3 separate regions of the Homo sapiens genome follow, and regions 1 and 2 are each linked to region 3. The links are chromatin contacts, found by Hi-C or POLR2A ChIA-PET in ENCODE. All regions are on one chromosome and are shown on one strand. The core of a region is the stretch at or near the end of the contact, and the rest is flanking DNA. Distances in the headings are between cores, read along the strand shown. Region 1 holds the start of CCDC152 (coiled-coil domain containing 152). Region 2 holds the start of SELENOP (selenoprotein P). Region 3 holds the start of ZNF131 (zinc finger protein 131).

Region 1 (3,402 bases), core at 659-3,158, 360 kb before region 3:
CATTTCTATTTTCTCTATGGTAGGCTCTATGGAGAAATATATACATATACATATATATGTGTATATATATATACATATATGTGTGTTTGCATATATACATATATATATATATAATATTCCAACTTTCTTAGTCTCTACATCCCAAAATCATTAGATAGTCAAAGCTTCTGTATTTCAAATGTTGGAACATCCAGAAGATTTGGAAGTACAGATGAGGCAGGGGATCTAGGGAGCTCCCTCTCCACCTTACACATTCCAGTCACCACATATTTTCAAAGGACTCCTGAAATTTGCCTAGGATGGGCCTAGGTGGAACTTAATACATACATACATACATACATACATACATGCGCGTGTGTGTGTGTGTGTGTGTGTGTATATATATATATATATATATATATATAAAGAAAATAGAGTTTCTTCCCCCAAGGAGCCAATAATAAATACAGCAAAAGAGGTAATACATCAATTCAGTCTTAACAAATGCCACAGAAAGCTAGCATGTTCCATAGAGTAAGGAAAGGTAGATCACAACTGATTGATACGATCAGTGAATGACTCATGGAGAAGGTAGCATTTTAGCATTTAGGGTCTTAAAATGGGCTTGTTTCAAAAGTTATTATGACATGAGTTACATGGAACATTTTATATTTGCTAATTGGGTAGAACCCGCAATTCAGCAGGTCATTTTCAATATTTCTATGTGTTGCTACTAATGTTAGGGAAAGCTTATTTGAGCAGCAGAGTGAAGACTACAACCCCCATTTTCCACTTTAACCTAATTTTCTTGCCATTATGCCACACTACCTTTCAACTAGTAAAGTATGGGTTATCATATTACTGTTTATATTTTTTCACTTGCCAAATTTTGGAGTCTATCGAAAAATCACATTAACAAAAATAAACCTCCCATCTCCCACTCAGAAAAAAAAAAAAAAGCAGATGAGCAAAGTTGGCAGTGGATTCGCTTTCAAACTATTACTGAACAACATTCAAAAATTCTAATAATTAACATTTCTGAACACTTACTTTAAGCAAGGATCTCCATTAAGCACCTTATAAATGCATCACTTCATTTAATCATCACAACCGTCCTAAGAGGCAGGCTTCTTTTTTTTTTTTTTGACTGAGTCTTGCTGCTGCGGGTCTCGGCTGGAATGCAATGGTGCGATCTCCGCTCACTGCAACCTCCGCCTCCCGGGTTCCAGCAATTCTCCTGCCTCAGCCTCCCAAGTAGGTAAGATTACAGGAGCCCGCCACCACGCCTGGCTAATTTTTGTATTTTTAGTAGAGACGGGGTTTCACCATGTTGGCCAGGCTGGTCTCCAACTCCTGACCTCAGGTGATCCACCCCCCTCGGCCTCCCAAAGTGCTGGGATTACAGGCGTGAGCCACAGCGCCCGGCAGAGGCAGGCATTATAATTAATCTCTTATACAGATGAAGATGCTTAGGTGCATGAAATTAAGAACTTACCCACTATCACCCACGGAAAAAGAGAAGAGTTGGGGTTTGAATCCACGCAAGAGCCCACGCCCTTAATCATTAAGCTACCAAGATATAACTCTGTAGATGGGAAACCATATCTATTAACTGGCTCTGGAATTTTAAAAGGCAATTTTATAAGTTACAAAAATAGATATGGATAATTATTTATTCAATGGAGCTGACTCACAATTCAGAACACCCAATGTGATTTATTCTTTGGTTGGGGAAACAATTATTGATCCGGTGTTGATTCATGTTCTGGAAACCACATGAAAATACCTAAGCAGCCGCAGATGCTGAGCGGAGCTGGGCCAAGTTGGTAAGAACTGCTGGTGGTAGGAGCTCCAGCATAGCGCACAGGGCGGGCCCAGAGAAAGGCGGGCCCATTGTTGGGGGATTCGGCTTCCGGAGGAGGGGACAGCATTCAGGGGTGTACCAGGCCCCAGAGGCAGCGGAAAGGGAGACTGTGGGGAACTAGGAGCAACAGCAGGTACACTCCAAATTCTATTGACGGTTCGAAATTCCCGCTTTCTCCATAGAGATTCCTTTCTTCATATTTCATTACAGTGCTCTGGGTCCATTACAGGCTTTTCTTTTCAGACACCTCTCTCACATCCGCGGGTCCTCGGCCCCCATCCTTTATTTTTGCTAGGCCGCTAAGGACGCTAGAAAGCGATTCGAAACTCCCGCTTTTTCCATAGAGATGCTTTTCTTCTTATCTCCTTACAGTGCTCTGGGTCCATACAGGTTTTTGTCTCAGGCACTTCTCTCACATCCGCGGGTCCTCGGCCCCCATCCTTTATTTCTGCTAGGTCCCTAAGGACACTAGGATGACGGAGAGGGAGCCAGGGGACCCAGGCTTCAGGACTGAGAGTGAATTCTTGAGGGGAGGTGAGGAGGAAAGAGGAGGGACCAGAGCGTGGGGCAGGCGAGCGGCGAAGGACCAACTGTGTGGGGTAGGGGAGAGGACGAGCCCCGGGACTCAAGCCAGCAGACAGGAGGACCCAAAAGGAAACGGAACTGTCACGCTCCTGTGGGGATGGTTGAAGCCAGCAGGCAAGAAGACAAAGAAGGAAATGGGACTTTCACTTGCCTGTGGGGACGGTTGAAGCTGAGCCTTGAAGGTCACAAATCAGTCTCTGCGGCTCACTAAGGAATTTGACAAGCACTGAATCACCAGCTTGACACCGAATTTCACAGGGCAAGACCATATTCACTGAAAGGATCTTGACCTAAGAAATCAGAAGAGCAGGCAATGAAGATACCTAGAAATGAATTGCCTGGCTCTGCCATTATGGCAAAAGGGATATCATGCAACGATAGCAAATGGAATATTAGTGATGGTTTTACAAGGAAATAACAGGGTCTTCTTTGGGGGAAGGAGTTGAGAGAAAATCAAGCTCAAATTTAAATGCATTTATTTCAAGAGCCAGATTCTGAGACAAAACCCTAGTAAAACCTTTTTTATTTAAAAGGTTAGGTACCAAAAAAAAAAGGTGGGGGTGGAGGGAGTTTCCATTAACTACTTCAGATTACTATGTAGCACTATTAAAGAATAACAGTACTATCAAACAGCAATTATTTTTAATTTTACTCCAAAAGGAATTTTACTGTATCATGGGAGGCTATTAACAAATATTTTTCTGCTGTAAGGATCAAGTTTTAACTATTTAAGGGATTTTATATGTAGTTGTGCTTGCATATGTCATACATAAGATAATAATTCGAGATAATAATTCAAGAAACAAAATATACAGCCAAAAATCTGAGATTTAAAAACCATTAATAATTGCTAATGCAAAATATTTCAAAAGAAGAAAATGAGATATCTTGATGAAATAACATATTGTCAAGCAATATCTGTTTTGGTTAACTTCCTTTTAAACAATAATATGCCCCCAAATTGCTTTGAGTAA
Region 2 (3,367 bases), core at 266-2,765, 310 kb before region 3:
TTCAGTAGTTACAGAACCTTGGCAAAAAATCAGCACTTGGTTTTTTCACTTTGCCACAGAGCACATATTTATTTATCTATTTATTTATTTATTTATTTTTTGAGACGGAGTCTTGCTCTGTTACCCAGGCTGGAGTGCAATGGCGCAATCTCAGCTCACTGCAAACTTCGCCTCCCGGGTTCAAGCAATTCTCCTACCTCACCCTCCCAAGTAGCTGGGATTACAGGCTCTCGCCACCACGTCCTGCTAATTTTTTTATTTTTAGTAGAGACGGGGTTTCACCATGTTGGCCAGGCTGGTCTTACACTCCTCACCTCGTGATCCGCCTGCCTTGGCCTCCCAAAGTGCTGGGATTACAAGCGTGAGCCACCGCGTCCAGCCCAGAGCACATATTGCAAGTAGCTGAATGGTGAATACAAATGAAAAGACTGTTTCACTCATTTCCCTCATTTAGGTTTATGATGAAAAAATAACCCATTGGCAGAGAGTTGTAGCTTAAGAGTTCACACTTTCGGATTTCTTCTGTCATTATAATCAACAGGCTGCTCAATTTTGTTTTCTTAAAATTATTTCTTACACCGTAAACCTTTGATAATTATAGTTGTCAGACAGCTATATAAAAATAATGAAGATAAATAACAAAATTGGGTTTCCTGGAAGCTGATCCAATAAGAATTGAAAAGTAGTTGTAAATTTCACTATGTCACCACTTTTCAATTGCGAAACTTAAATTTCATGGCCACATTCAGACCTACATTTATTTAAAATTACTCATTAAAAAGCAGGATATGTACAAACTTTCTCTGTCCTCCACCTCTGAACTTTAGGCCAGCATCTGAAAGCCCCTAATTCACCTGAATGCTCTCATTCACCATTTAAAATACAAAAGTTTGCATTTAATCACAGACCACCTAATTGTTGACATGGGTTTTAGCTTCTTTAAGGGTGACCACTTCTGCACTGTGGACTGAACCTACTGTACCCCATTCCACCACTTTTTCTTCTGAAACTGCTCACAATATCCCTGGACATTTCTACAACACTAGAATGAGCATATTTCAGTGTCTGCTCTTCAAATCCAAATGGCTGGGTTTTTTCCCTGTTTGTTCTTACTCTGCCCTTCAGTGGAAAATATTTAAATTTGAACATATAATACTGCCTATGTAACATCACAACAGATTATAGAATAAAAGGTTTGGATTTCTCCAGCTTCCTCTGCTCTCAGCTGTGCAGAAGACAGGGCAGAAATCAAGAACTGACAAATGTGCGCACTGGGAACTTCACCTACCACACCTAAGTTCAGACTCTTCTTATTCTTTTTCTCTTTTATTATTTTTATTTCCTCTATCCACCAGTTTTCTGAATCTATTCTATGGAAAAAAACAATTTATCAGACTCAAAAAATATTTACCAAACTTTAAAAGAATAAAGTATCAGAAAACACGAAGTTCCTACTTACACAACCACTTCCAACGGGCCTGCTTCCTTTCTCTTTGCTTTACTCTGGCAGCTCCACAAAGCCACAGCAGCACACTCTGATATTTATAGTCCTGTTGTTTACCTCACCCCTCAGGTATAGTCCAAAGTTCAATGTTCATTCTTGCAGTGACCTTGCAAGCAGAGCAAACCCCTGAGCTGATTGTTATCAACTTAAAAGAAAGTAGCAAGTGCTGCCATGCATAATATGGGGAAAACATTTTGACAATTACTAATTTATTCCCTATCCTTTTCAGTCACCCTAGAATCTAGGATTTAATGGTACAGTCGGGGGCGGGAGGAAGGGCTAAGGGTAAACAAGGCCTCCAAGTTGCCTTCTTTCCCAAACTATAACAGGGAAAAACATTTGCTGAGCCAGCGAATTATGCTGCTGCTTTAAAAAAAAAAAAAAAAGAGAGAGAGAAGCTTTTTTTTCCTTTTGTTTTGCTTCTTGCAGTGATGAGGTGCTAGCTTAGCCCACACAGTGTGACCTTTGTTAGAAAAGTCACCTGCTGTTACAAGTTACTCTGGTCTCCTGTTGTTACAGACTTACACGTCGATTGTGTTCTATGTTTATAACTTGAATTCATATGGGATTTCACAGGACCACTGCTCTTTTCTTGTTAATTTAAGGAAATAGAAAAATAGACTTCCTATCTGAGGGAAATCAGACCTCATTTTTATTGTCACTGAAGTCGTACTTCCTGGAAGACCTATGCATCCCCAGAATTTTTTGAGGATCGAATATAAAATCTTTACAAATGTGAATACCATAAAAATAAAAATTAAAGGTAGTAGTTGGACATGGAAAGAGTGTGGAAATTTCAAGATGTACAAATGAAATAGCTAATTCCTACTATTTCAGAAGAGGGTATTTTCTTTCTGGTAACGCTTGTAAGTTGGCATGCTCACTGTAGGTGAGGTAAGGAGCAATGTCAAATGATGTCATTCCTAGATAGCAATGGTTTTCGAGTAGGCCTTGCTTTTTTCATCAATTAATTTTTTTCCAAATAATCCCCCACTGATTGCTGTATGCTGAATACTGTTGTACAAGGTGCAGGAACTACAAAGAGACTCAGATGTTATCCTTCCTTTCAAGAAACTTCCTATCAAATTAGGAGGTTACCATTTGAAATCCAAGTTCTCTTTACTTGCCCTGAGCAGTTGTTACTTGCCTTTTGGGGTCCCATATCTCTTTGAGAATCCAGTTAAAATGCACATATACATAATCATTTTTTTAAAGAGTGTCATTAAAAAAATCTTTGTACAAAGCAGATATTCCTCCCTGTAGTTCATTTCCTTGACCAATTTAAGTAGTCATATTGAGGAAAGAGAGAGACCCTCTCATATTGTTTTATACTCAGTACCTGTTTTAAGGAAAAAAAAAAACAAGGATGTGAAATCAAAGACAGGCAGCCCGGTGCCAGGCCCAAACCAGGCCTGGGCCTGCCTGGCCTAAACCCAGTAGTTAAAAATCAATTCATAACTTCGAAACCGATGTTATTCATAGATTCCAGACATTGTACAGAAGAACACTGTGAAACTCCCTGCCCTGTTCTGTTTCTCTCTGACCACCGGTGCACGCAGCCCTTGTCATGTACCCCTTGCTTGCTCCAATCAATCACAACCCTTACATGTGAAATCTTTAGTATTGTGAGCCTTTAAAAGGGACAGAAATTGTGCACTCGGGGAGCTCGGATTTTAAGGCAGTGGCTTGCCCACGCTCCCAGCTGAATAAAGCCCTTCTTTCTACAACTCAGTGTCTGAAAGGTTTTGTCTGCAGCTCGTCCTGCTACATTTCTTGGTTCCCTGACCAGGAAACGAGGTAACTGATAGACATAGACGGCAGAGCTAACCCGTTAGGCGGCTTAGGCCTGTCCTGTGGAGCGTC
Region 3 (3,731 bases), core at 1,205-3,704:
GGATGGTCTCGATCTCCTGACCTCGTGATCTGTCCGCCTCAGCCACCCAAAGTGCTGGGATTACAGGCGTGAGCCACTGCGCCCAGCGTATTTTTTTTTTTTTTTTTTTTTGAGACAGACTCTCGCTCTGTTGCTCAGGCTGGAGTGCAGTGGCACGGTCCCAGCTCACTGCAACCTCCGCCTCCCGAGTTCAAGCGATTCTCTTGCCTCAGCCTCCCGAGTAGCTGGGATTACAGGCGCATGCCACCATGCCCGGCTAATTTTTGTATTTTTAGTAAAGACAGGGTTTCACCGTGTTGGTCAGGCTGGTCTCAAACTCCTGACCTCATGATCCACCCACCTCGGCCTCCCAAAGTGCTGGGATTACAGGCATGAGCCACCAGCTGATGATAATATTTTAAAACACCAATTCAATCTACAAGCAGCTAGCCTATCACTCCTGCAGACTCTCTTTAAACAATCCCATCTATTCTTAACACTTCAATATTCCTTTTATGCTGTAAACTTGCAAATCTCTATCTCTACGGTTAGTCTTCTTCCCTAAACTATATGTAGGCCCATATATCCAAGGGCCTCTAACATTATCTCCTTATAATAACACCTCTGGTTCCATCCTCTCTCCCCATCCAGCTCCGCCAGTTGTATTTCCTATTTTGGTAGATGGTGCCAACAATCTACTGGCTCAAGCCAGAAATCCAGGAGCCATCTTTGACTATTCTTTCTCCCTTGTCACCAATATATCCAGCAATATTTATTTAGTATCTATGGCATGCTTTACAGCCAATGTTGGTTCTATCTCTAGATTTTTTTTTTTTTTTTTGAGACAGGGTCTCACTCTGTTGCCCAGGCTGGAGTGAAGTGGCACCATCTTAGCTCACTGCAGCCTCAACCTCCCTGAGCTCAAGTGATCCTCCCACCCCAGTCTTCCAAGTAGCTGAAACAATAGGTGCACACCATCACTAATTTTTTTGTATTTTGTAGAGACGATGTTTCACCATGTCACCCAGGCTGGTCTTGAACACCTGGGTTCCAGCGATCCTCCCCGACTGGGCCTCCCAAAGTGATGGGATTACAGGCCTGAACCACTGCGCCCAGCCTATCTCTAGATTCTGACCAGCTCTCTAATTCCATTTTCCCCCATGGTTTCATCTACATTACTAACAGTCTCCCAGTTGATCTCTATTCCTAGCAGCTTGTCCCATTTAATCTGTTCTCCATATTGGGGCTAGAATTATCTCTTTAAAAAGTACATCTTAGGATGTCACCATGCGGCAAGGCTTCCCCTTGCAAAAAGAAAATCTGACATCTTCAACACTTTTTATAAGGCACCCTTGTGCGTCTATCCAGCAACATTGTTTCAGTTTCCTGAATGCTATAATCTTGGTGCCTTTGCATGTGCTATACTTTTGGCTAAGAACACTTAGACTTCACATCACTTAAAAACATTTTTTGTTTTAATACAGATGGGGTCTCGCTATGTGCCCAGGCTGGCCTCAAACTCCTGGGCTGAACTCCTCCTCCCCAACTCGGCCTCCCAAAGTGCTGGGATTACAAGCGTGAGCCACCGCGCCCGCCCACATCTCTTCTTACAGGTCAACTGGCTTTCCTTGACACCCAGTTACTTCGTTCTTCAGGTGTTGCAAAACTCATCAGCAAGCACCTAGGCAATTACTGTTCAAAATATCTATGCAGTCTACTAGACTTAAGATTCAGAAAGGCAGAAACCACATATACCTTGTTCACAGCTGGACTTCTCAGTGTCTAGTACTAGGATTCTCAATACATATCTGTTGAAGTTATGATGACATTATTACCATATAGCTATTTGAGTTCCTCCGTAATCCCAATTCTCAAGTTCTTTGAGAGAAAAAAATAAGTAAATCTCAATTATAGAATTATCCTCAAAATGTATTTATATATAATATTTCTTTGGAGGAATTAAGGAAGCAGTCACATGCAGCTGACTGTGGGTCACTGGACTTTTTTTTTTTTTTGAGACGTTGTCTCGCTCTGTCGCCCAGGCTGGAATGCAGTGGCACTACCTCAGCTCACTACAACCTCCACCTCCCCGCTTCAAGCTATTCTCCTGCCTCAGCCTCCCGAATAGCTGGGATTACAGGCGCCCACCACCATTCCCGGCTAATTTTTGTATTTTTAGTAGAGACGGGGTTTCGCCATGTTGCCCAGGCTGGTTTCGAACTCCTGACCTCATGTGCTCCACCCGCCCAGGCCTCTCAAAGTGTTGGGATTACAGGCATGAGCCACCGCGCCGGCCTGGACTCTTTAAAGGAGTGGGGAAGGCCTGCACTAACGGGATCCGGTGTAAATAATTCTGAGCAGCTCCAGGTCCTGAGCCCAGCAAGCACGTGCTGCGGCAGGGCGCGGGGAGGGCGCGCTTCGCGGAGGAAGATTCCGGGCGGCCCGAACGTGCTCGCGCCCGTAGCTGCCGCTGCCGGGGCCGCGGCCGCCCGGGTGCCCAACCGAACGCACGTGCGCCAGCGGGGCCCGAGCAGAAGGGGAGCCCCGGCTCTCACGAAGAAAATGGAGGGCGACCCACGGGTTAGGGGTCAGGAAAGGCGTGGGGCGCATTATGCCCTGGGAGGGGAAAGCACGGAACAAGAGGCTCTGAGGGACGGAGAGGAAGGAGGGCGACCCACGAGCTAGGTAAGGCGGGCCAACCCAGGTCTCGGAAGGAAGGGGGCGGGGCAGGACGGGGCGGGAGGGGCCGCGCAGTAGCTGGGCTGTGAGGACGGTTGGCGAGTTCATTCCGGGCTCGGGTCGGGAAGTGTCCGCCCCTGGAGTCAAGCTGGGGAGGGTGAGAGGTTGAAGGGCAATGACTTAGGTTCCCAGCTTCTGGCCCTGCCAGGCTCTGCAGTAGCCCAAGCCCACCGCTGCCCGGTTTCTTCTCAGAGAGCAAGCCCTCGCCCTTCGTGAGCGCCAAATCCCCGCGCTCGGCCCCGCCCATCCACTGAGGGGTGTGGGTAGGGGCGTGGCCCGTTCCCTTGCTGGTCGGCGCCCGGAAGGCGTCCGCGTCAGCCGGAGCTCGACGCGGTGACGGTGTGCGTCGACGTAAGTGACGCGCAAGCCTGGGCCGCTCCTCCTTCCCTCAGTGAGTGCCGGCCCGGTCGGGGCGGGGGAGAAGAGGGAGGGCGGGGGAGGGAGAGGCGACCCGAGAGTCGTTGTGGGTCGCGGGCCGGACCGGGTCCCGGGGCGGTGGGAGCCCCGGCCGGGCAGAAGGGCTTGGCGGGCCGTTAGAGGACCGCCACGGCTGTCGAGTCCCCTCCCTTGTTGGACTTGCGCGCCCTGGCGCTCGGAACCTCCGGCGCTGTGCCCACCCCGCTCTAGCTCGCGTCTCCCGACTCCAATTAGGTCAGGCTCGGAGTCCCGCGGCCGCGGCTCCGGTCTCAACGCTCCGGGGCCGCTCGGCTCGCCTTTCTTCCCTCGCCTTTCTCTCCTCTTGCTTCACCCTCCCCCCTTCTTTTCACGTTGCTGGTTTTTTTTGTTGTTGTTTTATGCTTTAGGGGTTTTGTTCCTCGGCTCGAGCTCATGGGTGTACATTATCATGCTCTTCTTTTGTAGAGCAGCCCGACGGCCATGGAGGCTGAAGAGACGATGGAATGCCTTCAGGAGTTCCCTGAACATCATAAAATGATCCTCGACCGATTGAATGAACAGCGAGAGCAGGACCGGTTTACTGACATCACCCTAATTGTCGACGGTGGGTAGGGCAG

What was found. Hi-C counts contacts between places; a loop is a spot of excess contacts on that map. ChIA-PET counts read pairs that join two places held with the same protein, here RNA polymerase II (POLR2A). Pooled maps may share reads with other maps.
Region 1: a loop to region 3 is called in a map with no recorded cell type, with 9 times the contacts of the local background. The contact joins the promoter of CCDC152 here to the promoter of ZNF131 in region 3. A Hi-C loop is called at or near these places in 2 of 37 single-sample maps with no recorded cell type and 1 of 50 pooled maps. POLR2A ChIA-PET finds 5 or more read pairs at or near these places in 1 of 52 experiments (A549).
Region 2: a map of gastrocnemius medialis shows a loop between it and region 3 (5-fold over the local background). The contact joins the promoter of SELENOP here to the promoter of ZNF131 in region 3. A Hi-C loop is called at or near these places in 3 of 168 maps with a recorded cell type or tissue (HepG2, cardiac septum and gastrocnemius medialis) and 7 of 50 pooled maps. POLR2A ChIA-PET finds 5 or more read pairs at or near these places in 2 of 52 experiments (HEK293 and HepG2).

Annotation. Positions count from the first base shown.
Region 1 is chr5:42,754,910-42,758,311 of GRCh38, forward strand. It overlaps CCDC152 (coiled-coil domain containing 152), which reads left to right and starts at 1,909. Exons shown (of 9, transcript NM_001134848.2): 1 at 1,909-1,976. RefSeq lists enhancers at 1,964-2,465, 2,466-2,965.
Region 2 is chr5:42,810,377-42,813,743 of GRCh38, forward strand. It overlaps SELENOP (selenoprotein P), which reads right to left and starts at 1,516. Exons shown (of 5, transcript NM_005410.4): 1 at 1,460-1,516. RefSeq lists an enhancer at 1,675-2,240.
Region 3 is chr5:43,118,460-43,122,190 of GRCh38, forward strand. ZNF131 (zinc finger protein 131) reads left to right here and starts at 2,455. Exons shown (of 7, transcript NM_001330707.2): 1 at 2,455-2,664; 2 at 3,580-3,718. The coding sequence starts at 3,595. RefSeq lists enhancers at 2,117-2,176, 2,974-3,542, 3,543-3,731 and silencers at 2,357-2,706, 3,137-3,396.